Regions from separate parts of the Homo sapiens genome. Here regions 1, 2, 4, 5 and 6 are each linked to region 3. The links are chromatin loops, found by intact Hi-C in ENCODE. Cell type or tissue: endothelial cell of umbilical vein. All regions are shown on one strand. Region 1 has its middle 300 kb from the start of LINC01899. Region 2 has its middle 52 kb from the start of GTSCR1. Region 3 holds the start of CBLN2 (cerebellin 2 precursor). Region 4 overlaps LOC105372185 (a long non-coding RNA gene). Region 5 has its middle 280 kb from the start of GTSCR1. Region 6 has its middle 180 kb from the start of LINC01541.

Region 1 (5,000 bases), 460 kb before region 3:
GTAAAATAATTAATGCACTGGAAGGAAACATCCTGTAACAAGCCGTATGGAAATACCTTTCCTGGTTGCCTTCAGTTCTTCTTGTGGGAGTGAAAATCTTATGTTCAGATTTGTTTGTTACATTGTAGCAGTTCCAGTGGGCTAAGCCATCCTAATTTGTTATTCTATGTAAGGATATGAGGCTCTTCCTTTTTTCCTAAGAGAAAGTATAGGGAGTGTCAAGCAAAACTTGCAGACAGTTTTGTAAGAAAAAGAATACATCTCTCAGAGCATCTGGATACTAAATAAAAGAACACACAAATCGTTTGTAATTCCCTAAAAATATAAAAACATTCGTATACATTTAGACTCTAGCTTCTTGTCATTTTTGTCATTTATTTTTTCCCTTAATATGTACTTCCTAGAAACCTTTTCCAATGCTATGGCAATGATAATATCTATATAAAATGTTATATGTTTTATTGGGAAAAGTATTTCCACTTATTTTAAATCATAATAATTCACTTTCTAATTTGCTGATTGTATCTTGACACTAAGTAAAACATACAAATTTGAAGATCTTTATATTGTATGCATTTTTTTCTTACACACCTTAGGAAAGTGCTGGTCTTAATAAGATGCTCAATAATAAATATTTGAATAACTTCTGAAAGAATAGTCCACTTTATATAAGATTATCTAACCGACCTTACTATTACTACTATATTTTTATTTTATGTAAATCATTGCAGATATCTGTATTATTTGATACAGTAAGATAAATGCACACAAAAGCATATGAATTTTGAAACAAACTACAATTAATGAGACACAGGCCCTACCTTAACAATGTTATTATTAATATAAATATAATATTAATGTAAATGTCAATAATATAAATAAATAAATAAATAAAATATCTGCTAATATTTAACAGAATAAAATTTTCTCTATGGTGAAGTACAATATAATACTAATTACCAGCAATATGATATATACTTTCAGGATAATCAGGAGAGCTATATTTGTATTTGTATTTAGCAGGAAGATTACAATAATATTTTCTGAGAAACACTATGGCAATACAATGAATATACCAAGATCAGTAAACTACTGAACCACTCCATAAAATATTGATTTCTGTTTGTATTTCAGCATCTTCTCTTTTTTTTTTTTTTTGTAAAGTAATAAGGAGAGAAGAGGATGCATTATTACCAAGCTTTTGGAAGATCTATGTTGCTCACAATTGTTTAGCATATATAGGTTGAGATCATTTGATCTTAGACCAAGACACATTTTCAAATTGTGTGAAAAGCATGGGGCTTTATATTGTCTCATGTATTGGTTTATTCTTAAAAATTCTCTTAAAATAATGTGTCAATTATTAACTCATCATAAAAAATGTTAATGCTGGATGTAACCACAAAGACAATCCATAATTCTTGAATTGCTTTCACGGGTCTATTGTTGTTGTTGTTGTTACTAAATTACGAGGAAAACAACTCACCTTTTGGTAACTGATTTAGGCACAAATTGTAATGATCATTGGATATTTAAACAGAAAGCCAAAGATAAAAAGGTAAACCAAAAGGATTATCTCTGTCACTTGTACTTGTGCTAGGTAACTGGGAAGAATGGCGTTGCTTCTCATATACTTTCTTCAAGACTGTCTAGAAACAATACGGAATTTAGAATGTGCTTTTAATACCCCATTGTCATCTGGCTCTCTGATAGATGATTCAGGGAAGACAAATGAAAATAAAATACCATCTGAGCCTTTAATGAGTTTTTTAGACTAATGAATAAATAAAAGAAAACCAAAGTTTGCCAACAAATTTAAAAGATAATATGTACAGTAACAGAAGTACTAGTAATGTGGGGAGGATAGAATAATAAAAGTACCTTCTTCCCATGAACTGAAGAAAGGCTTCGTGAAACATTTGCACTTTAGCCTTAAAGAAAATGGTTATGATTTAAACAGTAACACTTGAAAAATCTAGAAGTTACTTAAGGCAGACGAAATAGCATGTAACAAGGTACATATGGGAGAGGTTTACAGTTTATAAGGAAAGAGCAAGGAGTCCAGTTTTCTTTTACTATGCATGAGAGTTAATGGGACTCTTAAAATCTCATCATTTGATCCATCATGATGCAACCAGCTTAAGTCAGGCTGCTTGCTGCTCAGGGGCTGAAGACAGGAGAAGCAAAGTGTGGTGATAGGAAAGCAACTTTATTGATTGAATGCTAGCAATTGGGAGATGGCCAGACTCTGCCTCAAAGGAGCCACGTCTGCCTTCTGGACTGAGTGAAGGGGTTTAAGAAGAAGAAGGTGCAGGAAACATGTGGGAGTGGTGCAGGAGGCTCCAGGTCTGCTTGCCTCCTTCCAATGGTTATCTTGAGTAATTGACAATCCAGGGAGGGCTGGTTTGCATCATCCTGACTTCATCCTGGTAGTGGTAGGATGTCCCTAACTCCCACTAAGCAAGAGGATTCTCCAGCTGGGTCTCTCTGCCTGGTTTGTTTCAAAATTTTGGATCCTGGAATTTCTAAGCAAGCAAATAATTAGATAAGCAAACACTGTTCAAGGAAGTGGCTTTTGGGAATTGTAGAAACAAAGAGTTTTAAATGTATTTTTTCAAGGCTGTAAACAAAAAAGGAAAAAGAAGTAGTTTTAAAATGCATTTTGAGCCTGAGATACTTGGTAACAGTAAGGCAGTTTTCACATTTATTCTTCACAACATTCCTGTGAAACAGGTAGTGTTCTATTTCCCCACAATGCAGATGAGAATATGGGGTCACAAAGACTTAGTTTCCCAATTTTGTAAATGAAAGAACTGGGAATACTGTCTAAACCATTTTTCTTTAGATTGCAGACAGTTCACTGCGTGTTTTTAGAATAGCAATTTGGGACCATATCGTGAAGAGTCTTACACGTGTTTGTACTTCAATCTCTGGATAAGGAAGTGCCCTCTGGGGGTAGAAAGGGAGAATAACAAGTTGTCTTTATGTTTTAAGATAATGATTCTGGTTGTGACATAGAGGACAAATTGAACTGGAAGGAACTTGGAGGCTCTGTTCCAGAAGAAGGACACGAAGGAAATGTTGTTGAAACTATAGATGGCTTACATAAAGCTTGTGTTTGTTGGTAGTGAATAGAGTGGCAAAAAAGCCTGAGTATATGTGGGAAATATCTTTCATTTAGATGAATTTAGGGCACACGGGTTTAAATGTTTCATAAAATTTGAACTAATGTAGATAATGTAGATTACAGTTTATAAGGAAAGAGTAAGGAGTCCAGTTTTCTTTTACTATGCCTGAGAGTCCATGGAACTCTTAAAATCTCATCATTGATCCATCACGATGCAACCAGCTCAAGTCAGGCTGCTTGCTGGTCAAGCATCTGACTTTGTATTTGTGAAAGTCTCATTAATACTGTACAGGTTCCTTCTGTTTTCTTTCCATTGATTGGACAGGTAAAAGATGTTAATATACACTTTTACTATGGTATTTTTAGACATATTTTAAGGTGCAAAAAGTAAATTTATTTGCCAATACTCTGCCAATAGTTTGTCATCCTAAAAACAGACGCTGCTAGACATTGTGCCATGCCTTTGTTACCAGGCTGATTATGAGATTCTAATCGATGGGATGTGCTCCTGGTAACATCAAAGATAATTTTATAGTAAAGACCATCATAAGAAATTACATTTGTGATGAGAAATTAATATTCTATTAGGCAAATAAATTATCCCATAACTCTGATATGGGAAATATATAAAATATTGTAAGTACTGTAATTATAACTGTAAGTCAAAAAGGAGATGGAATAAAAATAACATCTCAAAGAGATGTAACATTAATTTAGTGATCTTGCTTCATATTGATTTCTTCCTGTAGCTTTCACAGTAGACTTATTTCATTGGAAGTAGCATTTTACTGGAGGTAAACACTCACCAGGAAATTGCCACTGGAAATGACTTAGACCATTAACAAAACTGCACATGAGGACTAAACTACGCAAATGTAGCTGTCTGATAGTCCCATGAAATATATGAATCATAGAAAGATCAGGAGAGGTGAGAATATGTTACTCTGTGTTCTGCCATTAGTATTTTACCTTCTTGCTCTTTTATTTAGACATATCTATGAATAAAAAAATTTCAATGAACATAAATATGCAAAACTGAAAAAAGTACATTAAGAATTAATCCAGTATTAGGAAAAGCACAATGATATGCCTGTAAATATGTAAGACATGGTATTCTCATACCCACAGACTAAAATAAAATATTAATACATTAAGATCAAATTAGGAATAATTATTTCAACTTCTAAAGTATATTTAGTTGTGATTATCTTAAGAATTGGATAAAATGGAAGTGCATTTATTTAAAAATGTGTGAATTGAAATTGTCAACCAAATGCAGAGCATAAGATTAAAGTCATATTTATTTTTCTTGAAAATGATCACTGATTTATAAATTTGACAAGCTTTGTGCTAGAAAGACCAGTCACTCTTCAACAGATATTGAGCATTTAATGTCTACTAAAAACTTTAATAACTACTGGAGTATTTTTTAAAAAGAATGAGATAAACAATTTTCTTATAGCTATAGAAGGATATTTTAAGCCAAGAACATAGTGTGTAAAAAGATATGCAAGAAAATAGCATTTTTTGATAATGGTGAGAATTTAGTGTATTTACAGTGAGAAACACAGGGTGAGATGGGCAGGCCATTAGATCCTTTATCTGTCACTTTATGTATTCAGAAAATATGGATTTGTATCTACTCTTGTAAGCATCAGTGATGTACATTAAAACAAATCATAGCTGCATATAAAGAGCTGGCAACAGTTGATGTTTTTGTTAATCTCAAATTATCAAAAATATAACGAAACAAGCAAACAGAAAATAAACTAAAATATTAAGCACTGGGACAGAGGTATTAATAGAACACCACCAAAACACAGAGAAAGGACAGCAAAGTCCTTCAACTGCAGCACATCGCCTTCCATCCTGG
Region 2 (5,000 bases), 1.9 Mb before region 3:
TTAATGGTGTATAATGCTGAAACTGACAAGATCTCTCAATTACTGTTATATTTCACTTTCCGTACAGCAAGAATTGCTTAATTATATTAGTTTCCCTTTAATTTAATGGATTTGTAAAAGAAAAGCACCTCTAATGAATACACAATCAATTTTGTGATTCTTCTTTTTACAATTTGCATTTAACATAGCATCTTGATCATAATAAACATTTAATCATATTTGCTGAGTAAAATTATTAAAATCATCAATTTTAAAATATTTTAGAATTACCAAAGGAGTATCAACATATGAAATATGTATACAGTTTAAATGTTCATCCAGGGAAGTTATTAATGCTGTGATATGGTTTGGCTCTGTTTCTCCACCCAAATCTCATCTTGAAAGGTACTCCCATAATTCCCACGTGTTGTGGGAGGAACGCGGTGGGAGCTAATTTGAATCATGGGGGCAGTTTCCCCCATACTGTTCTCATTACAGTGAATGAGTCTCATGAGATCTGATGGTTTTATCAGGGATTTCTGCTTCTGCATTGTCCTCATTTTCTCTTGCCACCACCATGCAAGAAGTGCCTTTTGCCTCCAGGTGTGATTCTGAGGCCTCCCCAGCCATGTGAAACTGTAAGTCCAATTAAACCTCTTTTTCTTCCCGGTCTTGGGTATGTCTTTATCAGCAGCATGAACACGGACTACTACAGTAAATTGGTACCAGTAGAGTGGGGCATTGCTGAAAAAATATCCAAAAATGTGGAAGCAACTTTGGAACTGGGTAGCAGGCAGAGGTTGGAACAGTTTAAAGGGCTCAGAAGAAGATAGGAAAAATGTGGGAAAGTTTGGAAACTCCTACAGATTTGTTGAATGGCTTTGACAAAAATGCTGATAGTGATATGAACAATAAGGTCTAGGCTGAGATGGTCTCAGATGGAGATGAGAAACTTGTTGGGAACTGGAGCAAAGGTGACTCCTTTATGTTTTAGCAAAGAGACTGGTGGCATTTTGTCTCTGCCTTAGAGATTTGTGGAACTTTGAACTTGAGAGAAATGATTTAGGGAATCTGGCAGAAGAAATTTCTTTTTCTTTTTCTTTTTTGAGACGAAGTCTTGCTTGGTCGACAGGCTGGAGTGCAGTGGCGCAATCTTGGCTCACTGCAACCTCCACCTCCTGGGTTCAAGTGATTCTCCTGCCTCAGCCTCTCAAGTAGCTGGGACTACAGGCACCTGCTACCATGCCCGCTAATTTTTGTATTTTTAGTAGAGACGGGGTTTCACCATGTTGGTCAGGCTGGTCTCAAACTCCTAACCTCAGGTGATCCACACAACTCAGCCTCCCAAAGTGCTGGGATTACAGGTGTGAGCCACCGCTCAGCCAGGTGGAGGAAATTTCTAAGCAGCAAAGCATTCAAGAGGTGACTTGGGTGCTGTTACAGCATTCTGTTTTAAAAGGGAAACAGAACATAAAAGTTTGGAAAATTTGCAGCCTGACGATGTAGTAGAAAAGAAAAACCCATTTTTTTTGAGGAGAAATTCAAACTGGCTGCAGAAATTTGCATAAGTAACAAGGAGCCAAATAATCCCTTTGGATTAATTTGGAAAATATTTATTTTCCAAATATTAATGGGAAAAATGTCTCCAGGGCATGTCATAGGTCTTCATGGCAGCCCCTCCCATCACAGACCCAGAAGCCTGGGAGAAAAAAAATGGTTTCATAGGCCAGGCCCAGGTTCCCCATGCTGTGTTTAGCCTAGGGACTTGGTGCACTTAGTCCCAGCTGCTCCAGCTGTTGCTAAAAGGGGCCAAGGTACAGGTCAGCCCATGGTTTTAGAGGTTGCAAGCCCCAAACCTTGGCAGTTTCCACATGATGTTGAGCCTGCAGGTGTGCAGAAGTCAAGAACTGAGGTTTGGGAACCTCCACCCAGATTTCAGAAGATGAATGGAAATGTTTGGATGCCCAGGCAAAAGTTTGCTGCAGAGGCAGGGCCCTCATGGAGAACCTCTGCTAGGGCAGTGTGGAAGGGAAATGTGTGGTCAGAGCCCCCACCCAGAGTCCCTAGTGGGGTGCTGCCTAGTGGAGCTGTAAGAAGAGGCCATCGTCCTCCAGAGCCCAGAATGGTAGATCCACTGACAGCTTGCACCGTGTGCCTGGAAAAGCCACAGACACTCAACACCAGCCCATGAAAGCAGCCAGCAGGGGGCGCTGTATCCTGCAAAGCCACAGTGGCAGAGCTGCCCAAGACTATGGGAACCTACCTCTTGAGTCAGTGTCACCTGGATGTGAGACATGGAGTCAAAGGAGATCATTTTGGAGCTTTAAAATTTGACTGCCCTGCTAGATTTTGGACTTGCATGGGCCCTGTAACCCCTTTGTTTTGCCCAATTTCTCACATTTGGAGTGGCTGTATTTACCCAATACCTGTACCCCTATAGTACCTAGGAAGTAACTAGCCTGCTTTTGATTTTACAGGCTTATAGGCAGAAGGAACTTGCCTTGTCTCAGATGAGGCTCTGGACTGTGGACTTTTGGTTTAATACTGAAATGAATTAAGGCTTTGGAGGACTGTGAGGAAGACTTGATTGCTTTTGAAATATGAGACATGAGATTTGGAGGGGACAGGGGTGGAAGGAAGGATATGGCTTAGCTCTGTGTCCCCACCGAAATCTCATCTTGAATTGTACTCCCATAGTTGCCTCATGTTGTAGGAGGAACCCGGTGGGAGATTATTTGAATCACGGGGGTGGTTTCCTCCTTACTGTTCTCATGGTAGTGAATAAGTCTCATGAGATCTGATGGTTTTATCAGGGGTTTCCACTTCTGCATCATCCTCATTTTCTCTTGCCAGTGCCATGTAAGAAGCACCTTTTGCCTCCTGCCATGATTCTGAAGTCTCCTCAGCCATGTGGAACTGTAAGTCTAATTAAACCTCTTTTTTTTCCCAATCTTGGTTATGTCTTTATCAGCAGCATGAAAATGGACTAATACACACTATAACAAGAAGAATTTAGGTATATTAGTTTCAAATATATGAGCACAGAAATGGGAATTTCAAGATTTTTGGAGATGCTAATTTAATAGAACTTTTGAAATTTCATAAGCATGCATTGTCCCTTGAAAAGTAGTAACTGCTTGACAAATGCAGATTTTTATTATTACTGACATTTTGAGAAAATATCTGCAGCTGAAGATCCTGCAATTGTGAAAAATGTCATAAGTTTTTCATACACCCAGTTCTTTTGTCACAAAGTATGATCAGATTTTCTGCTTAGAAAGTGTTTTTGGCTGAATAGGTTATAGTCTACCCTGTATGTAGGCACAGTGAAAAAATGACAGGTAGCTTTCTAACGTCTTTTTGAAAATAAGTCTTTATATCAGAATATTGACAATAATGCTATAACTGTTACAATATGGGGACAAAAGTAACTTAATTATAACTTTTCAAAAATGTTTGTCATTTATACAGCTTTTTATCTGAAAAATGATGGACAATCATATGGAAAACAAAATTAGTAGAATGCAATTTAGAGACAGATAAGAAAAAAGTTCTTCAATAAAATAATTTAATGGTATTCAGGAAAATGCAAATGTGAGAGTCTGTGCAATGTCACGTAGCTCTATTCTGTCAAACTTGAAGATAAATATCTCAAATTATGATAATTGAATGTTTGAATACCCAAGTTTCATATACCCATAAATCTTAACATTTTATACTTGGCCTTTAGGAAGTTAGTATATCCCAGCAAAAATCTTTTATTTTTATGATATATATTTATTACACTAACATGTATATAAAACTTACCAGTTTAACCATTTTTAAGTGTATAGTCTAGTGGCAATAAATACATTCACATTGTTGTGCAGCCATTATCACTATCCATCTCCAGAACTTATCTTTCCAAACAGAAACTCTGTACCCATTAAACAATAACTCCCCATTCCCTTCTCCCCCAGCCCCTGGTAACTAACTACCAGTCTACTTTCTATCCCCATGAATTTAGCTACTCTAGAGGGCTAACACATTTAAGAAGAATCCTAGAATGTTTACCCTTTTGTGATTGGCTTATTTCACTTAGCATAATGTCTTCTAAGTTATTTCATGTTGTAGCACATATCAGAATTTCCTTTCTTTTAAAAACTGAGTAATATTTCGCTGTATGGATATGCTACATTTTTTTTCTCTTTTTTTAAATTTTATTTTAAGTTCTGGGATACATGTGCAGAATATGCAGGTTTGTTACATAGGTATGCATGTGCCATGGTGGTTTGCTGCACCTATTAACCCATCATCTAGGTTTTAGGCCGTACATGCATTAGGTATTTGTCCTAATGCTCTCCCTCCCCTTGCCTCCCATCCCCGACAGGCCCCAGTGTGTGACGTTCCCCTCCCTGTGTCCCAGCAGACACCTGATTTGCTTCCATCTTTTGGCTATTGTGAATGCTGCTGTGAACTAGCTGTATAAATATCTGAGTCCTTGCTTTCGATTCTTGTGGATATTTACCCAGAAGTATAATTGTCATATCATATGGCAATTCCATATTTAATTTCTTGAGGTTCTGCTATGCTATTTTCCACAGTGGTTGCACCATTTTATCCCACTAGCAAATACACAAGGGTTTAAATTTCTCCACATCTTTGCTAATACTTGCTATTTTATTTTATTTTTTGATAACAGCCATCCTAATGGGTGTGATGTGGTATTTCATTGTGGTTTTATTTGTACTTCTCTAGTGATTAGCGATGTTGTCTTTTCACATGCTTATCAGCCATTTGTATATCTTCTTTGGAGAAATGTCTATTCATGTTCTTTGCCTATTTTTTTAAAGCAGTTTGTTGTTGTTGTTGTTGTTGAACTGTCAGAGTTCTTTCTTTTTTCTTTTTTAGAGGTAAGGTATCACTTTGTCAACCAGGCTGGAGTGCAGTGGTGCTATCATAGCTCACTGCAGCATTAGACTCCAAGGCTCAAGTGACCTTCCAGTCTTAACCTCCAGAGTAGTTGGAATTAACAGCCTCGA
Region 3 (5,000 bases):
CTCCTTTCGTGAGCGTGGAGAGTTTTAAATGCACTCAATCCTTCAGGTGGCCACCTGGGTGACTGAAGACCATCAACCACACCGCCGTGAAAAGTAAAACGTGCAATGCTTCCTTTTGGGAAACATATTTCAAATCTTTAGGTTTACGGAACTCTTAGAAAGCTTAGACAGCCTTAAGGGACTCTCAGTCATCCAAGTGCCAAGTTAGCTGATCATTTAAAAGTTTTTAAAAAGCCAAAATGTGGAAAAGGGAAAGAGTAGGAGTGCGTTCTATGAAACGGGAGGAAAGAGACTAGCAGGGCAGAGGGGGAGGACAGAGCCTGGGAACTCCACGTCCAAGAAGCCTGAACCCCAGCCCGCGCGCGCAGGTCCCCGCCCCTCTCCCCGGGCTGGGGGCGGGGTGGGCAGGCCGACGGCTGACCTGGTCGAAATAGATGGTCATGGTGCGGTTGCTCATCTCGGACGGCTCGTGGTTGGTGCTCCGCGTGGCGGAGAAGGCCACCTTGGCGCTGCCGGAGCGCACGGAGATGCCTAGGGAGGAGGTGACGGCGCCGTCCGCCGACGGGCTGGAGTCGCACACCACCAGGCACTTGCCCTCCAGCACGATGGGCTCCGTGTCGTTCTGCGCCCGCACGGGGCAGCAGGCGGGCAGTAGCAGCAACAGCAGGGCCAGCGCCACCCCCAGGCAGGATCCGCAGCCGCCCGGCTCGCGCAGCGCCCCCCGGCGCCCGGGCATCATCAGCCGCAGCCCGAGTGGCCCCCGGCCGGGCGCCTGCATCGGGACTGGTGGGAGGCGGCGCGCGGGGGTGGAGGCCGGCGCCGGCGCGAGCGGCGCGGAAGGGCGCGAAGGAACGCGCGGAGCTCGCAGCAGCCTCCGGGGGCCTTCGTCCCCGGCTCTGACGTTCAAGGCCAGGGTCGTTCTCAGAAGAAAGGCGCCTGTGAACCTGTCAGGGCACAGAACCCAAAGCCTTACACCGGGAGGTGGAGCCACCGGGAAGAAGGGGGACTGGGAGCAGGTGCCTGCGGCTCGGGGGTTCTCCCCGAAGGCCACCCCCTTGGTCCCGCGCACAGCCAACCCGCTTTCCGATCTGGCACAACAGGTCCGGAGAAACGCCCGGGCGCAGCTGGCAGCGCATCCCTGAAGGCTCCCGAGCAGCGCGCGGGGCTGCGACGAGGGAGGGGGCCGCGCTTCTGCAGGTCCTCGTCGCTAAGACGGGCCCCGAGACCCTCAGAAGGCGTCACCGCCACCCCGCCCATTCACCAGCGCGGAGGGGGCTAAGACGCAGGCAAAGAAAAACCTACGAATGCTTGCCTTCTCGCCTTCATCTCACAGCATTTCCTTGGAGCAGCACCAAGGAACCCTTTTCCTATCCCTTGTTTCCCTGCTATCCTCTATTTTTCAATCCTCGAGATGTTTTTAAAGTCCATTTAAGTCCCTTTGGTACAGATTTTATCTGTTTTCCACCCACAGAACAAATCCCAGGAATCTCCTTGGGGCGAATAAGATTACTAGGGGGGAAATGACACCACACACACACACACACACACACACACACACACACACACACACACACACGGGCAGTAAAGCCAAACACCTACTTCCAAGGTCCCTGCAGCCACTAGCGAGCCCCCTTGGGTGAAACCCCTGGGATTCCTCTCTTAGGCGAAGGACCGATTCCAACGACGGAATCCCAGGCTTGGGTTATTCTCCAGCTCTGGTTTCCAGACCACGGGGATTCTCTCTTTCTCAGCGGGGCGGCAGCCCCTGCAGGTTTCTGCGAACTTACGCGCCCGTCTGCACTTTTGCCCCGTCCCCGCTCCTCCCAGGAAAGCAGACAGGCCATTTCAATACCAGCCCAGAGACACGCAGAGAAGCCGCCCCCTCGCCGCCCACAGCCTCCCATTAACTCTTCCAGTATTCTTTCTAAGAACAGAGAAGTTGGCTCTTGATAAATATCCGCTGTCCGCAGCCCCGATCCTACATGATTTCCCTTCTCTCTCTCCACCTCCTCCACCCCTCGATCTGGACCAGGGAGAGTCTTCGTTAAAATCCACGCAGAAGGCGCTTGCATGCGGAGGGGAGGGCAGGTCGGGGGTGGTTACCTGGAACATCCATGCTGGGCGAGCTCCGCTGTCCGCGAAGTTGCTCTGCTTAGAGAAAATGAGGCGAGTGGGAGCTGTCGGGAGGAGGACACGGAGCGCGACCCTGCTCCCAGCGCGTGGCCAATAACCGCGCCGCCCCGCCCTGCCGCTTTCCCGCGCCAGCCTGCGCCGCTTCAGGGGTGCACCACGCCCCGCGCGCCCGCTTAGGCGCCGCGCCCGGGACCGGGAACCCCGCGTCTCGCCCGGCTCAGCGCCCCGCGCTGTGCGCCCAGGTGCCTCCAACCCCTGGGCTTCGCGCCCGCACCGCTGCCTGGGGCCCCTCGAGCTCCCGCGCTCAGCGCGTCCGCAGCGCGGCTCCCTCGCGGGTCCCCTCGGCCCCGCAGCCCCGCCAGTCTCCAGAGGGCATAGCCGAGCGCTGCCGCCTCCCTAGGACTCGGAACCTTCCCTGCTCCCAAGCCCGCCGCACCCTCCAACGCCCCGGTCCTGCTCACCCAAACGCCCAGAGCAAAATACTCCCAGACGTCTCTTTTGAAAATTAGACACCCTTAAAAGCACCGGTCGCTTCTCTTCTTTTAGATTCTTTCTTTTCTTTCCCCAATTCCCTCCAAGTCTTAATATTGAATGGCGTGACCACTTTCATAATGACAGGAGCGAAAAAAACAATAAGTTAAAAAAAAAAAAAAGAAGAAGAAGACTGGGATGGCTGGGACGAAGAGAGGGAAAAAAAAAGCTTGAGAATTTGATGATTTAGGAGCTGTGGTTCCAGAGTCCCAGTTGGGGAACTGTCCGGTTCCCGCAGGGCTAGAAGAGGGGCCTCCGGCCCGGGTCTGTGTGTCTGCTCCTCTGGACCTCGGACTGGTGGAGCGGCTGGCGCTTGCGCTTATTTATTAAATTGCGGTGTCCGCGCTCGCTCAAAGGACCCGGGGAGACGCGCTGGGTTTCCCAGCTGCGCCTGGAGCTCGGCTGAGGGCGCAAACACGGACGTGGGGCGCCACCTGCGGGTGCCCGGGCCTCCCTGCCGCAGGCTGCGGACCGGCGGACTCCGACAGAAGACGGGGGAGTCCTGGCCGCAAGGCTGAGGTTTGCTGATGGTCTTCTTTCACCCCAAAAGCAGCGCTGACCTCTGCAATAATAATAATATAATAATAATAATAATGATAGCAACCACAAGAAGAACAATAATGACCAGTCTTCCCGGTATCCTTCAGTACTTTTACTCCTGGCAAAACCAAGCAGCACGCCGCCTGATTTTCCGGATCTTCACTGATCTAACAAACAACTCTGCCAAGATGATAAATGCTGCGGTGAGGTTATCATCGGTTATTATCGTCGGCACAACGTTTGCACAGACAACTGGGCCGTATAGTTTATGCTGGTCTAAAAAACAATCAATATTTAAATCTACACTCTATAGCCTGATTTTTTTTTAAAACATGGTTAAAAAATACTTTGTCCTTTGACATGCATTATACGTCTTTTCTGATAGGCTAATAATAATAATAATAATAATAATAATAAAGTTAGCCAGTGCTGTTCATTAGAGCATCTGTATTTCTTATTCCTCCAGACTTCACACCGAACCCTCTCCCCTTTGAAGATTTCAGCAGTGTCTGATTCCACCTTAACAAACGGAGGTCTTTTCAGGTAGGGGGTTTTGAAGGCCTTATTTTCCCATAGGCCCTCTCACCGCTATTCTCCCCATTTAGAACAGAACTGCCAAGGCATCATCTCTAAGCACTGGAGATGAAATTCACGATCAGTTCAACTGGAATGGATATGCAGAAAGTCATTGCACACTGCTGCGTGAGACAAAATATTTAGTATGGGTGTAAGGATGTGATTAAAAGTACCTCTGAGCCAAATGCTTCCTGGTTAACCTAGCATGCAAAATAGTAGAAAATATACAATACTTCCAAAATCTCTCATCCTCCTAAGCTATACTCACTGTAAAGTAAATGTCATACTTCAACACTTTTGTACCATGCTGGAGATAGGTACTGGCATTTGCCAGGATGCTTTTTCAAATCCACCACAGTTTGCCATGTTTTGTTACCATTTTTGTGAGTTTAACAGAGTGGAAATGCACTCTTACTTTCAAATAGTTATTTTATTCCACTATTTCATCCATGTGATAGTGTCTTACTGTCAAAATAAGCCCCCATCCATCATTCCACCATAGAGAGAACTGATTTAAGTGTAAGCATAGATAGCAAAGAACACTAGATATTTGAAAGACATGTGAGACACAGACATAATTAGACCAATCTGGGGATGCTAATTTATAGCAATACCTCTCACACATCTGTAAGTCCTTAAATAGCAACTCTACTCAGCATCTTTCCTCAATACTGTAAGCATTCCTTTTGACTAATATAAATGCAAGCACACATGAACTATCGTCATCAACACTGGGGGAAAAAAGAAAACCACTTTCTATGTGGCAACATAAATGTTTAGATTATATATATGTAGAGACACCTTTAATCTATGTGACTTATTGGACTAAGTTATTGAAAAAAGCTATAAGCATTCTTATATAATAAACAGGTTAGGTTTAATTTAGACTAGAGATTATTTTAGAAGAAACCATAAAAGATAGCAAATTGACAGAGAAGCAGATTATTTATTCATTGATTAATTAGTTGTTTCACATAAGAAGATATTAAAGTCGGCCGGGCGCGGTGGTTCACGCCTGTAATCCCAGCACTTTGGGAGGCCGAGGCGGGCGGATCACGAGGTCAGGAGATTGAGACCATCCTGGCTAACACGGTGAAACCTTGTCTCTACTAAAAATACAAAAAATTAGCCGGGCGTGGTGGCGGACGCCTGTAGTCCCAGCTACTCGGGAGGCTGAGGCAGGAGAATGGTGTGAACCTGGGAGGCGGAGCTTGCAGTGA
Region 4 (5,000 bases), 1.8 Mb before region 3:
CAATCGCTTGATGTTCTCATTTAGTCTCATGGTTTAAACACCATTTAGACCAGTGGTTATCAATTCTCACTATGTGTTCATTACTGCATGTTAACCCTCATTACATCTTAACTTGGGAGCTTCCATAAAGACTATCAAGGACCCCAAATATTCTGATTTTATTGGTTTGTCATGGGTCCCAAGAAAAAATACATTTTAGAAGCTTTCCAGTTGATTCTGATGTACAGACAGACTTGAGAAAGAAGCTGACATTTTAGGGGGGAGGCTAGAACTCAGTTCTGTACAAAACAAAGTCCTGTCTCTAACCTGCACATGCAACTGGTCACTTACAGGTCCTAAATATCTTTCAAATAAGTTTTAAATAAATTTATTCACTTCTATTTATGCCAATTATACCTTATTGTGCTAACTAAATAAGATTTATAAATGTAACTAAGAGATTGAATAAAATGATGAATAAGGCAATCAGCATTTTCTAGTTTTTTTAATCATCCCTTGCTTTAAATTTGTTGGCCTTAAGATTATTATTATTTTCTAATTACTGCTCATATTTTAGGGTAATCATACATTAAAAAATAGATTTTTAGAAGAACAAAGTAGGTTATAACCATGTATGTGCAATATGACTCAATGATGAGCTCTCTCTGTGTGGGGATTACCTCTAGGTACAAGGTCTGTGGGTGGTTTATTATCTTTGTACTAGTTCTGTATTTTTTTAATTAAATAGGCCTTATAATAATACAATATAATAAATGACAATTTAGGGATATATCGTTCTTTAAAAATAAAACCTCACATTTTGGGAGGCTGAGGCGGGCGGATCACGAGGTCAGGACCATCCTGGCTAACACGGTGAAACCGCGTCTCTACTAAAAATACAAAAAAAATTAGCTGGGTGTGGTGGCGGGCGCCTGTAGTCCGAGCTACTTGGGAGGCTGAGGCAGGAGAATGGCGTGAACCCAGGAGGCAGAGCTTGCAGTTAGCCGAGATCGCGCCACTGCACTCCAGCCTGGGCGACAGAGCGAGAGTCCGTCTCAAAAATAAATAAATAAATAAATTAATTAAAAAATGAAACCTCACAACATATTGCTATGTATGTGTTTACACATTTGTTCAAATACGTTGCTTGTTGTTTGGTGCTTAGTGATAATAGTATTTGCTTAAGTGCTCTATGTGTTGCAAAATGAGACAAAATATACGAAAATCCCATGGATTAAAACTCCAATTGAGTAACACAAATTAGAAGATACCAAGTTGTCTATGTAAAGTAGTAACATCATTTGCCTTTTTACATAGTCAGACTTTCTCTGGTATAAGCATCAAGCAACTCTATGTTAGTTTTCACTGGCTATCATTACATATATAATAAAAGACATCTTTTCTATATAGATTAAAATCAAATCACTGATGTAATTAAACCTGAAGATTCTTTCAAAAATGCAGATGGGCTGCACTTTTCGATAGCAATCTTGACCTTATGTTAGTAACATATTCCACCTGCTAGGCTAAACATTTTACCCAATAGTAGGGCAATTTAAGAATTAATTGATTCAGGAATCAAGATTAGGCAAGTTGTTTATTGTAATGAATCAAAGAGCATCCTTTTACGCCTGTAATCCCAGCACTTTGGGAGGCCGAAGCGGGTGGATCACGTGAGGTCAGGAGTTCGAGACCAGCCTGACCAACATACATGGCGAAACCCCGTCTCTACTAAAAAAAAAAAAAAAAAAAAAGGCCAGGTATAGTGGTGGACACCTGTAATCCCAACTACTCGGGAGGCTGAGACATAAGAATCGCTTGAGCCCGGGAGGTGGAGGTTGCAGTGAGCCGAGATCGCATCATTGCACTCCAGCCTAGCGACAGAGTGAGATTCCGTCTCAAAAAAAAAAAAAAAAAAAAAAAAGCATCCTTTTAGTGGCTCTGTCAGCACATCAATCACTATTGCTTAGAATTATGGAGTTTGTAGCACTTCGTTTGAACAAAAGAAGAAAGAATGAATAAGTCTTGTCCTTTTAATTCCAATAATACCTCTCTCCTCATAAAAATAATCTTATTTGTGTCTCTAGAATGTCCTAGTAACTAGTGTATTGCTATGACACAAAGTGCTTGAGTTAGAGGCTATTATTGTATGGGCTATAGTTCAAAACCATCGTTGTCAAGTGATTCACACAGAGCTTGTCACAGTACTTAAGACAGCTTCCATAAGTAGGCTGTTACCTTAGTTGGGCGATAAAAATGCAAAACAAAAAAACGAAAAACAAAACGTGGACAATGCAGGAGATACTGTGCACCTCTTACTAATTTAGGCTAATTTCCATATCCTCTGGGTGGCTTTGCCTGTTGTTTGGGATTTTCGACTCTAGATGGCGGTAAAGGGTGCACAATCACGAGCTGAGGTCAGGTTGGTTTTGAGCCAGGGCTCTCTAAGGCTGATTAGTGACAGCCTCAATTTCAGGGCTGTTTTCAATTTCATGTGTTACATAAAACAAAGGTTAATTAGTCATACTGCTCATTTTGAGAAGTAGAAATTTGCCTATAAATAGTATGCTATTCCGTGCACTAAGTCGTGTGATGCCTGTTGCTTTTAGTGTTTGACAAATTAAGGAAATATCTTGAAATGCCTGGATAAGGTGGACTTGGACATAGAACCCAGGCAAGACTGCTTTTATTGTTCCCATGGCAACATCTTCAAGCCTTTTATGCTTAATATTTTCACTAATGTCTGCTTTTTGGTAGACTCTGAAGATAGTGAAGGTGTTGCTCATAAAATAGGAAGATAGCTAGTATTTTTCCTGATTATATCTTTTGATACACCCTCCATCCATATGCACTGTCAAGACCTCTTTTCCTAGGCAATATCATTTGAAAGCAGGATGATGCGAACTTAGCTTGATTATCTCTAACATTTTCTATCTTTTATATTTTTATTTCCCAGTATTAAAGTGGGAATGGGAGCTTCTTTTTTCCCTTCAGATTTATGCACCATCTGTATTTTAAAATAATTATGGCTGTCCCTAAAGTAGCAAGTGTTTCCTAGCTGCCCTGCTACATCCTGTCTTCTAGCAGTTTATGACTGCTAACGTTAATCTTTTTCCTTGCCACCTCTCTCTCCTTTCCCTTTCTCCCTCCTTCCTTCGCTTCCTTTTCCCTTCTCTCCCTTCTTAGGTCTTTCTTTCCCTCTCTGCCTTCCTTCCTTCCCTTCTCTTTTTCTTTTTTCCTTCCTCTTTTTCTTCCTCTCTTCCTTTTTTCTTTTGGCCTTCCTAACCTCTCTGTGTCTCTTTCTTTTTCTTCTCTTTCTTTCATCTCCTGCCCTCTCTCCCCTCCTTTCTTGCCTCCTTCCTTCTTTCCTTCTTTCTCACTTTCTTCCTTCACTCCTTTGTTCCAGTGTCTTGAAAAGAGTGTAGACTTGGAGATTGGTCTTGAGCTGAATTCTACTGAAGCCTCATATATGTTGAGTATCCTTGGAAAAGTAACCTAACTTCTTTAAATATTATTTTTCTCTTCTAAAAATGGGCTAATAACACTTTCTCCATATTATAGTTGATGGGAGACAAAAGAGTTAATGTGTGCTAATCACCTGGCAGATAGTATCATTAACACCTGAGGGAAGTTAATTTATCTTTACAGTAGGAGCTGAATAAATGGTATAAAACAGTATAAACTATTTTAGTATAGTTTTCTTTTCATAGAACCTATGTATGCAATTTAAATGAAATTTTACTTACAGTTCCTCAGTGAAATGAAGTTATTTCACTCTCAAATTAATTCCTGAATAATAGCACCTTGGGTCAGAAGTTTATTGTACTCCGTTGCCACAGTGGTGGGGACAGGGCTGAATTAGGCATTAGGAGACCCACTTCTAGTTCTGCCATGAACCAGCTCTCCCTTTATTGAATCTTTTCTTAAGGGGAGGACCTTCACTTTCCGATGAGATTTTAAAAGTTAATTATATTATCTATCTTTCTTTACAGGACAACTTCTAGAATTATTGCTGCAAAGATCCGGTTATCCTCACAGGGAGTGAGTGAAAAAAAGTGGGAAGAAACTAACTTAATTCTAAGAAATGAGAGGATTACAGATCCCAGAAGATAATCAAGTGCTTCAAGACAGTTGATTAAGCCAAATTATATGTGGTAGAGAAAGATTTGTGGAGCAGTTTCAGAATATATACACATGTCTGTCTGTTGAATGTATTCCTTCCTCTTACAGGAAGGAATTCCTTCCAGGGTCATTGTATGTGATAAAGATCACTTGTAAATGAAAACTTTGGAGGTTACAGAAGAAGTAAATGTCAGAAATGAAGGAAAATAATAGCAGGTAAAGGAAAGAAAGGGAGGAATCGCAGAAATGAGAAAAACTGAAAAGGGAAGAAAGCAGAGACCACTAATTAGAAGTCGAGCATCTTGGAGGATGAAATTATGCCATAATTTTCTTCCCTTGTAAGTGATATATATATATATATGTTGGATTGAATTTTGTCTATTTTATCTTCCTTAAGGTTTGTATGACAAGTGAGGGATCAAAAGAAGGGAGAAAGGAAGGACAGGCAGTTTGAAAGATGAATAAGATTTGAAAACTCAAGAGGAAATTGAGGGGAGTTTTTTTGTGATGACAGGATACTATTCTAGTAAGGTTTATATGGCAAAGGAAGTTGATTAGTAGTTCCATGGTGATGAATATTGCAGTGAACATTTGCAACTGGACTGCTTGACACTCAGTCTAGAAGGGAGAAGTGGAGACCATCTTTCTTTCCAGCCCCTGGCGGCACATGGCCCATGGACAGTGAATGAGATGCTCTGAAAGTGCAGAGGTCCCTTTAGGGTTATTAGAAACAAGTATGTTGGAGAAGCAAGTCCAGTGGCTTGGAGGTGAGTGTTCAGGCAGAGCAGCTGCAGTCGGATGCTGAACAGACCATTCCTCTGTCAGGAAAAGTAGCTAAGCATCTTCTCCCTCAATTATTATTGAGCCTATTCTGCTAGGTTTTCAATTAGTTTTGGGAG
Region 5 (5,000 bases), 1.6 Mb before region 3:
GCCAGGCTGGATGGAGTGCAGTGGTGCAATCTCGGCTCACTGCAACCTCCAACTCCTGGGTTCAAGTAATTCTCCTGCCTCATCCTCCCGAGTAGCTGGGACTACAGGTGCATCATGACACCACGCCCAGCTAATTTTTTTTTTCTTTTTTTTTTTTTTTTTGAGACCCAGTCTCGTTCTGTGGCCCAGGCTGGAGTGCAGTGGCGCGATCTCTGCTCACTGCAAGCTCAGTCTCCCAGGTTCACGCCATTCTCCTGCCTCAGCCTCCCGAGTAGCTGGGACTACAGGCGCCCGCCACCGCGCCCGGCTAATTTTTTGTATTTTTAGTAGAGACGGGGTTTCACCGTGTTAGCCAGGATGGTCTCGATCTCCTGACCTCGTGATCCGCCCATCTTGGCCTCCCAAAGTGCTGGGATTACAGGCGTGAGCCACCGCGCCCGGCCCTGAGTTTTGCATTTTTAGTAGAGATGGGGTTTCACCATGTTGGGTAGAATTGTCTCGCTCTCTTGACCATGTGATCCGCCCATCTCGGGATCACAAAGTGCTGGGATTACAGGTGTGAGCCACTGCACCTGGCCGAAAATGTTTTTTAAATTCTGTGTGGAAGGTCTCAAAGTTACATGTTTAAATTTAATGAATGTGCTTTAGTGTTTTCTGCAAATTGTATCCAAGATTTTTAACATTATTATTCCTGGTGAATTTATACAACTGGAGGAGTACATGTAATTAATGAACACAATAGCCTTACAAAATTAAAGGAAAATAATTTTCTGAAACTTTATGGTTACAGGGCAAATCAGGTAAATAATCTCTTGTTAGTCCTGAGTTTGACGGCTTAAATAGAGTGGCATCGTAGAAGCAGGCAGAATTTCACAGTCATCTAAGCACACTGTATTATTTTGTGCTGAAAGATCTGAAGGTCAACATGTATAGTCATCGAGTTGAGGCCATCCATGTGGGGAAGCACAGCCGGCACTAGGTCCTCTCCCCAGATGCTCACTTCTCCACAGTTCACACCAGCTTGCACACTTACATTAGGAAATTGTGTTTCAAATTTAAACCACGCTTTATTTTATTATTTCCAATAATATAGCGCAAAAGGCCAGGCATCTTCTCCATTTGATATGACTGTGTGATAAAACTGAGAATTAATATTGTATTTATCTTCTCTCTTTAGCCTGTAATAAAGTGGATATTGCACATACCTTGAACCAAATTTGTTTTTGGATAGAAAATGGAATCAAATTTGGGGGTCATCCTTAATAGCTTGTATAATATAGTTTGACATTTTAATATGGCAGGTAGGAAATTAAACACAAAGTCCTTTCTATGATGGCATTCTGATAATTTAAATAACAGACATCACCTAAATTATTATCTTGAAGGCTGTGGCATTTCAAATCCATTGTCATTTTAAATTCTCTGAGGAATTTGGAAAGGTGGGTATTTGTTTATTTGTAAATATTACAGTGAAAGGTTGTATAGCGTTTCATTTAGCTCTGTGTTAGCTATGAATTTAAAAAATCACAGAAATGTGAAGAGCCCCTTTGAAAGTTTTCTTGGGTTAAACATCAACACCAAATGACCTATTAAATATTATTTCATTGATTAATTCAGATTAGACTAATCTTTCTGTAGAATGCCTCATCTACTTTTTTATATTGCTAGTTCAAATGTATTCTGTCAGTATACAAAAGATTTGTAAGAAGATAAATCACTTTAGAATGAATTCAGTCTGTCCCCTGAGAAATGTAAAGTTAAATAAGTGAAGAACATATATACAGGCAGTCCTTGACTATGGTTAGATCTACAAGTTTTTAACTTTATGATTGTGTGAAAGCGATATGCATTCAGTAGAAACAGTACTTTGATTTCTGAATTTTTACTCTTAATCTTTTTCTGGGCCAGGGATATGCAATACTTTCTTGTGGTTGCTAGACAGTGGCAGGGAGCCGCAGCTCTCACGCAGCCATGAGATCACATCACCAGGGGAGGCAAGCCAGGCTCTTCAGTGGCCTGTGTTGCCAGATGATTTTGCCCAACTGTAGGTGAAGGGAAGTGTTCTGAGCACACTTGAGGGAGGCGAGGCTAAGTTATGATGTCGGGTAGGTTGGGTGGATAAATGCATTTTCCACTCGTGATATTTCCAATTTGCAAGTTGAGGGGCATCTATACTTAGAGAGCAAATGCATTTGCCTTAATTTTTAAGCCTGAAATCCTTCAATTTTCTTAGTTATTTTCTATGCACATTCATTGAATCTACTTTGCTTCCAGCAAATGCATTTTCTTGGGACCACTAGGTGGCATCATATCTGTTTTTAAGGTTTTTAGTGTACCAGTGACTTTCACACATTTCTATTCTTGAAGACTTTACCAAGAGTTCAGATGACAAGACAACTCTAGGGGAGGGAGGAGCTGGGATATAATTAGAAAGTATAATCTAGATCCTGAAAAAAAAAAAGGGGAACTACTGATAGTATAAAGAAAGTTTTGGTCTTTTATATCTGTTCCTTTAGTAAAATATCAATGCCTTATTCCATATTGTGGTATAATATGAAAGAAATCTCTATGTAAATAAGTTAAATTATTTTAATATCTTGCGTAAAAGAAAAAACACAAGCTAACCATATGAATTTTGCTTGGAAAAAAATCTTTTTACAGTGTCACTGGTATTTATATTTTTAGCATTTGTTAAATACTTCCTATTAGAAGACGGGTGTACGTTGAAGTTCATATAAAATAGATAGAAAAAAAGTTATCACCTTCTATTTCAGTGGAGTTTATAATCCCTTGAAGGAATAATATTTAATGGATAAATATACTATGCACCTCAAATAGTCATATATTTTAATAAAAATATAGTATATATAATATAGGTCTTGGCAAAATGAGTTTTGTTTCAACAAGACAAAATACATGGAAAGTCACATTACATTTTCTACAGATCCACCATGTTACCACAATGTAGGGTGAAAATGCATGAGATATTGGGACAAGACCTTTCAGATGTTTCTCCCTCACTCCTGCCAGAATGCTAGGTCTCCCCTAGTCCTTAAGGAGGTCCTGCTAGTGCACTGTGGGGAGGGGATAGGAGTAGAAGGGGAGGGCTTTCTAGATAGGGAGGAGCACTCCATTCCTGGTTCTCCCACCTATTTATTGAGACCTTAGAAAATTACATAACTTCTTACATAGAATTCAAGTATCTTCACTTGTAAAATATGACAAAATAATACTAATCTCACTGTGTTATAAAAGTAAAAGTGGTATTAGTAAGGATTTGGGCAGAATAAAAGGTATAAAAAGTGGTCCATTCATATTGGAGAATTACAGCAGAGTTTAATAAGGGGACTAAACAGGCAGAGTGTAAGGAAACCACAGGGGATAGTGCAGTATCCCAGCACAAGTATGGCGGGGCTGTACCACCTAGACGGAGCCACCTGCAGGTGTTCTGTCTTGGTTGAGGGAAACAGTAATTCTGAGACAACCAGGAAAGAAACCAGGGAAATATATTCACTGATGTTTATTTCCTCTCTTTTGTCTTCTGGTGAGGTTATCCATTGATGGACCCCTAAGGCAGTGAGTTCCAGGAAACTCTGATATAGTCCTACAGATTATTCTTCAAGGACACATTATAGTCTCTAGAAGGTCAAAACAGACCTGGTGATCAAAAAACATGTCCATCTCACTGGTGCCAGAGATATCCTTCTAATGTACAATTGGACCATCCCAGCACCCTGCTTCCAATTCTTCTTTATTTTATCCTGGTAGCTCACAGGAAAAAAACCATAATGCTTAATTTAGAAAAAGACCATTTATTATCTAGCCACTGCCTCCTTTAAGTTCTCTCTCCTCCAGCTATGGGGAACTCTCCTTGATACCTCAAGGTGCCATGTCATGTCCTGCATTTTCACCAACCACGCTTTGTCTATGCTGCTCCTCTTCCTAGAATGCAATTTTCCTGTTTCCTATTCAACTAACTCCTGCTTATATTTCAAAACTCAATTCACCAAGAAGAAATTCTCATATTAAAAGTTGGATTTATATGCTCTTTTTCAGCGCACCTATAATACACTCTGTTTGCATCTATCACAATATTAATTATATCATATTGTAGTCATAGGTGACAGGTCCTTTCTTACTAGACCTGGATTTCTCCAAGGAGAAGACAGTGTTTTATTTTACTCTGTATCCTTAGCACCTTGAAAAATATATATATATCTCATATGAACTCAATGGTTATTGAATGAATAAATGAATGTGTAAAAAGCCTAGTTCAGTGCTTTCCATAGTAGGTACATCACGTGCTCATGTGATATAAGCTGGCATCCAGTGGGGGTGATAAAAAGGAAAATGCCTCAAGAACTCACGAATCCTTTCAAACTGAGATATCCCCTAAAAGTCAGACTACAAGTAAGCTGGAATTTGCTTTCCATTCTCTCTTCCCAGTCTACCTTAGACTTGCAAAAAATTGGCATGTAATTGAAAACTATTTCAGAACATCTGTCTCAAGATGTGAAGATGCCATGAAGCTCCTAAAGTTTATAAGCCTCTGCAGACAGATAGTAATAACGGCTTATGGAGAAATCTGCGAAAATCATCTATTAGGGCTCTACGGTATTTCATTAATTTACACTGTCAAGAGAATTACATTGCTCAACCTTCATAATAAAGGAATTATAGAAATTTCAAGCAATAGTAAACTCATAACCCCAAATCTCCTCAATATAGTAATTATGAATTCTTCCAAACTAATTAAACACTAAATATTCCAACCCAAACATACTTGTGAGTGTGTGAAATTTTTGCAACGGATATATTTAGTGGAATGGATATAAGTATGTGTGTGTGATGAGGTGTGAGTGTGTATATATACACACAAATACATATAGCCATTTTTTTTTTCAAAATTGTTAATGGAGCTCAAATAAAATGCAATTGTTTTTCCAAGCCAAAATGAGTATAGAAACATGAGAATCAGCTAATGGACTGGTATAACTTGC
Region 6 (5,000 bases), 1.1 Mb before region 3:
GGCTGCTAATTGTTGAGTGTTAATTCACTTAATTGTGATAGAAGCATAAGTGATTAATATATTTGCTTTTATTGCATTCACTATCAAGGAATAGTTACATGTTGAAAAAAGTGGGGAGAAAGTATGGACTTGGCTACAGAAAGAAATGAATTGTAATAATCACTCTACTATTTTATAACCATGTGACATAAGCTTTGGCAGGCTGCTAAAAGGAATGAACGTTAAATGAATTTGATGTTCTTTTGAATCTTCCATGTGTGTTTGGAAGAAGGGGTTGCTCAGAGCACCATGCTCACTTGGAAAAAGATGGGCTCATTAGGACTTCTTCACATTTTCTTTATTATAACTGTGTGCATTTGGGAGTGAATATATGTGTGTGGGTCTTGCTGTGACTTTCTCTTTTGGGGAAAGAATGAGGGATGATGTAGGATTTGTCTGAGAATGCAAGGAGAATTCACAGCAGTGACACTGTATGTGAGTAAACTTCATGCTTTGTATAGATGCCAAGTCTCCTATTATCTTGCCTCTAGATTAAGTTTTGCCTTTGAGATTCTGTCTTCTGACATCAGAATTGCATGAAAGTTTAACTAGGAAGCTAGTTTGTCATTAGTTCTTATTTTAGTTTTCTATATATATGTAGAAAACTTGAGAAAGTAGTATCAAATTCATCCAGACTGACATTTTTCGCAATTTTTTAGTGACATAAAAGAGCATATATGAACACTACGTTTGGTTATTTTCAATAACATTTCCTTACGTCTTTACCTTCCAAATGTCTTTGGCACATGTTTAAATACAGATACCACAAATTCTCCTAAAAGATGTGTTTCTGAAGCACAGAACTTGATGAACACATATTTTAGAAATCGGTATAAATTTGTGCTTAAATTTGAGGCAAGGAGTCCTCATATTAACAAGCTTTGTTCAAATGTATACAATAGTGCATTCTTTGAGAAATGATACATCTTTACATTTTCAAGTGTTTTTGGTTGTTCTTGAATTATCATTTTGGGAAAATTATTTTTTTTATCCAAAGTTGTATTTGCTGTTTAAAAAGCTCTCTATTTTGCATGAAAATTATAACTTTCGTGATGTATGAAAACTTGTAAAGCTGTCATTCTGAAAAATATAATGATCATGAGAAACTTGATGTTAAATATATACATTTGGGGAACATTGACAATTTGTTATGTTCTGTATATAATAAATCAGTCTATAGGTTTAAATATAAATCATATTTCATTTGCATTCACAAAACTAGAAAGCTATAATTTCTTTTATAAATTTTACAGTGGAATCATTTGCTGATTAATTTAATAAATATTGGTAAGCCCATTTCTAACGTTAGATTTGGCATAGTTTATATAGGAGAAAAATATTTTAAGCCATTTTATTAGCAATACACATTTAAATATCTCACTGGTACTTTTCTTATACTCCCATCTAAGTAATTAAAGTGCTTACAGAACATAGAAGGATAGTCTCCTATAGCTCTGGATTGATATAACTACAGATGCAAACTCAGTCATTTACTTGGGCAAACTATCCTCTGAAAAACTTAGGAAAAATTCATTTTCCATTTGAATATTATATAGCTGTGGAACATGTGTAAACAATACATTTGGTTCCAAATACAAGGTCACAAGGAGTGCGGTGATGTCCTCTTCTGTCCAGGTTTGTTTTTCACAGCAAGATAGAAAGAAGAAATGGCCAGGCTATTGGCAACATGAGAGCCCTTGGCAACAGCTCCATTGGAACGATAAAGTGGCATTTTCTATGATTGGTGACTGGGTCTTCAGCAATCACATGGGCATACCTGACAAAGGAGTCCTTGTGCAATGAATGCAAGATTCTGTCCACGTCTTCATGTTTCTACATCCTGCTCAGTTAGCAGAGATTGGCTGAGGCCACTTGAATGGAGAAAGTAACACAACAGGGACAAAGAAGGACATGTGGAGACAACCACAAGCTCTGGGTGGCGCTATGTCATCTGCTAAAAAACTCTTAGCTTTTCCTTAGGCTGCAGCATATCACAGAAACCTAACTATAGTGGCTTAGCTGAAAGAGAATTGATCTTTCCCACAAAGCAAACTGTCAACCCAGCAGTCTGAGATGTTCTTACCATACCAAGATCCATCGATAGTTTTGCTTTTGATAATTTGCTTGTGACTTTTATCATCTGTCTCAAGATGGTTTCGTATCTTCAGGTGAAAAGGTAAAAATGTATAAATAAAAAAATAAAGGAACAAAAACTTAAGTTTTTTGGAAGCTCTTCTAGGGTCTTGTTACTTTCTAACAGTGGGAACTGCTATCTCCAGGTGCAGGTGATTCTGGAAGTATTTTATATGAGAGATAGTGCCACCTAAAGCAAAACTTGGATTCAATTAAAAAGAAAAGAGAATGCAACCAGCACTGTCTGACTCAATCATATCAGAAGGCTGGAAGCCTTGTGGCTCTCATTAATCAGAAGTCAGGCCAGTCTAATCATATGCAATGAATTTGCATCTGTCTATATCCTAGACCACTGTATACTGAGGAAGTAAAATGTCCTTTATTATCCACATTGGAAATGGAGACTTTTGATGTAATAGAAAAAAGTCTCAACATTAACTGGTATTATATTTTCAGTAAAATAAAATGGTAATAGAAATTACTTTTCTATATTAGGCAATTATATTTAAAAATGTAATAATTGATTAGAATGACTATAAAACAAGGACCCATCATTAAAGACTTCGAAAAATATGATGCATTTAGGGACTTAATAATGTCCTGAGGTTTGAGAGAATTGCAATGTTCTTACTTGTTTTTCTTTCTCCCAATGATATAATATCAGTAGAATATGATTCACCCTACACTCAATGTCTGAATGTATAAAGGTGTCCTTTCACATTTAACACAACTGTGACAGCTGTCTGGCAATTGTGGGAAATAATGATGTAGAAGACTTTGAAAACTGGCTTGGGCATCAACCGAAGTCATTTGTCATCTCGAGATTTCATTCCTGCTAAAATGTCCATGAAAATTACAGGAATCAATTTATCTTGCTTAGAGTAATATATAGAAATAATTTCCTAGTTAGAAAAACTATGAAATTATTGAAAATGTGTCAGAAAAATAGATTTGATTAAGAAAACTGTTTGACAAAATTCACTTGATTGAGAAAACTATCATTTATGGAATATGGTGACCACTATAAAGTATCTTAGTTAATCTCTGAAAAAAATGTGTTAGCATGTAATGTATATGTATCGATATTGTATGCAAACAGTGCTAGGCACACTTTTTGCTATTCTCCTGTGTGAAAACTATGCTATCCTCCTACAGCCCTACTTCCAGGCACCAATAGTCCATAAGCTATCCAAGATTCCCAGTTACAGACAGCTAATTTTGAAAGTCAACAAGGAGAGCATTTGCTCATTAATTCTGCCAACTGCGATGTGGAAATAACCAAGGAAGCAAAAGAATTTGTATACACAGAAATACCCAAAAGGCTCCCCCTTCATGTCCCTTGTGGAGACACTCTTCCAATTTCAGTTAAGGAAGTGAGTACAGTTATAAACATGTTTATATGAATGACTTAACAGACCTTAGCACCTTGTTATTATAAACTAGGCCACATCCACTTCTATAGGCCCTTTCAGACCTTTTACACAGCCCAAATACAATGGGCATTCATTTACTGTACGCAGAGAAAAATAAATAAATACATGGATATACACACACGCCTATTCAGTAGTAATATATATCACTTGTTACTTTGTGCTTTAGTGTATAATACATCCCTTAGAGCTAGTTGTTTCTCTAAATAATTATTGACTCCATTGGAGTTACACGTACTGAAAATAAACTTTTTTTCTGAGATGTTCCTACTTGTGCTTGCCTGAGAAGCTCTGTGAAATCCTGTTCAATTGTCCTCTGTGCTCCAGTTCGTCCTGTGATTTTAAGTACTCATCCCCAGTTTACCACTTTTTTTTTGCCATTTAAATGTATAGTTGACATGACTATGTGGATGAGATTTTTTTTATGCAGCATACATGTACATTTAAAAGAGTACTTTATACAGCTTTCTGGAGAAAAATTAAGTCCTCTCCTTCACTTTCACACTTTTGATATGTAAAAAAGCAAATATATTCAAATGCATTGTTCTATAAAGCATCATTTCTTAAATTAGAAAAAAGTTTTTAGAGAAATGATTTCTTAAATTGCTTAAATCTACTTTTTTATATGAAGTAATAGCTAAAATTTAGTTCAGCAGCTTATGTACAAACAAATGGTAAGAAGATTTTAATCCAAGTTTGACAACACTGAAGAAAAAACAGAGGCTGTGAATTAGTCAGCCCAGTCGGCCATAGCAAAATAGTATAGCCTGAGTAGCTTAAACAACAGACATTTACAATGCACCCTTCTGGAGGCTGGGAAGTTCTGTTCATACTGAGGGCTCTTTCCTGGCTTGCAGACAGCCTCCTTCTTGCTGTGTTCTCACATGACCCACAGCAAGAGCGCTCTGACCTCTTTCTCTTCCTATATAAGGACACTAATCCTATCATGGGAGCCCCATTTTATAGCCTCTTTTAAACCTAACTACCTCCCAAAGGAGGCAACACCATGCAAACATACCTAACACGCTGGTGGTTAGGGCTTCAGCATATGCATTTGAGAGGAACACAACTATTCAGTTTATAACAGGCTGTTCACATATTTCTAAATCGATCCACCACTTTACTTCTTCAGGCACTCTATACATCAGTAACTTTGATTATTTAATGTTTCCCCCTTCAGAGAGATCATTCAAGTCTTCTTTCCCACCTTTGTCCATAGTCTCTTTATAATTTTATACCCCAAAATTGTATATAATCTCTCATGAGATACCCATCACAATCTTAGAAGGAATATAGGTCACTGTGTCGTGCAGACTTTAATATGACCCTCACAACAGCTGCCTCTCCGTGTTCAAACTATTGAATGATTCTCTATTCTCCAGTGTGGGTAGAATCTGT

The links. Peaks named below come from ENCODE experiments on the same cell type or tissue, not always from the same donor. Only the 100,000 strongest peaks of a DNase experiment are listed, where the experiment ranks them.
Region 1: it touches region 3 in a loop (7-fold over the local background); 3 of 110 quality-filtered maps call a loop at or near these places.
Region 2: a loop joins it to region 3, with 27 times the contacts of the local background. A loop is called at or near these places in 4 of 110 quality-filtered maps.
Region 4: it touches region 3 in a loop (20-fold over the local background); 10 of 110 quality-filtered maps call a loop at or near these places.
Region 5: it touches region 3 in a loop (11-fold over the local background); 23 of 110 quality-filtered maps call a loop at or near these places.
Region 6: a loop joins it to region 3, with 10 times the contacts of the local background. A loop is called at or near these places in 8 of 110 quality-filtered maps.

The regions. Positions count from the first base shown.
Region 1 is chr18:72,083,689-72,088,688 of GRCh38, forward strand. No RefSeq gene overlaps it. Among named protein-coding and RNA genes, the nearest start is that of LINC01899, 300 kb to the left of the region's middle. In endothelial cell of umbilical vein, a CTCF peak has its summit at 2,942 (motif pointing left); no DNase peak of the experiment used is centred here.
Region 2 is chr18:70,596,838-70,601,837 of GRCh38, forward strand. No RefSeq gene overlaps it. Among named protein-coding and RNA genes, the nearest start is that of GTSCR1, 52 kb to the right of the region's middle. RefSeq lists an enhancer at 2,070-2,149. In endothelial cell of umbilical vein, a CTCF peak has its summit at 2,194 (motif pointing right); no DNase peak of the experiment used is centred here.
Region 3 is chr18:72,541,383-72,546,382 of GRCh38, forward strand. CBLN2 (cerebellin 2 precursor) reads right to left here and starts at 2,960. Exons shown (of 5, transcript NM_182511.4): 1 at 2,595-2,960; 2 at 2,104-2,148; 3 at 422-944. The coding sequence starts at 778. In endothelial cell of umbilical vein, CTCF peaks have their summits at 707 (motif pointing left) and 3,091 (motif pointing left); a DNase peak (open chromatin) is centred at 3,059; H3K4me3 peaks cover 1,698 bases; H3K27me3 peaks cover 1,973 bases.
Region 4 is chr18:70,779,691-70,784,690 of GRCh38, forward strand. LOC105372185 (a long non-coding RNA gene) reads left to right here. Exons shown (of 4, transcript XR_007066413.1): 3 at 3,972-4,439. Among named protein-coding and RNA genes, the nearest start is that of GTSCR1, 130 kb to the left of the region's middle. In endothelial cell of umbilical vein, a CTCF peak has its summit at 2,355 (motif pointing right); a DNase peak (open chromatin) is centred at 2,361.
Region 5 is chr18:70,930,121-70,935,120 of GRCh38, forward strand. No RefSeq gene overlaps it. Among named protein-coding and RNA genes, the nearest start is that of GTSCR1, 280 kb to the left of the region's middle. In endothelial cell of umbilical vein, a CTCF peak has its summit at 2,277 (motif pointing right); a DNase peak (open chromatin) is centred at 2,321.
Region 6 is chr18:71,396,774-71,401,773 of GRCh38, forward strand. No RefSeq gene overlaps it. Among named protein-coding and RNA genes, the nearest start is that of LINC01541, 180 kb to the right of the region's middle. In endothelial cell of umbilical vein, a CTCF peak has its summit at 1,969; no DNase peak of the experiment used is centred here.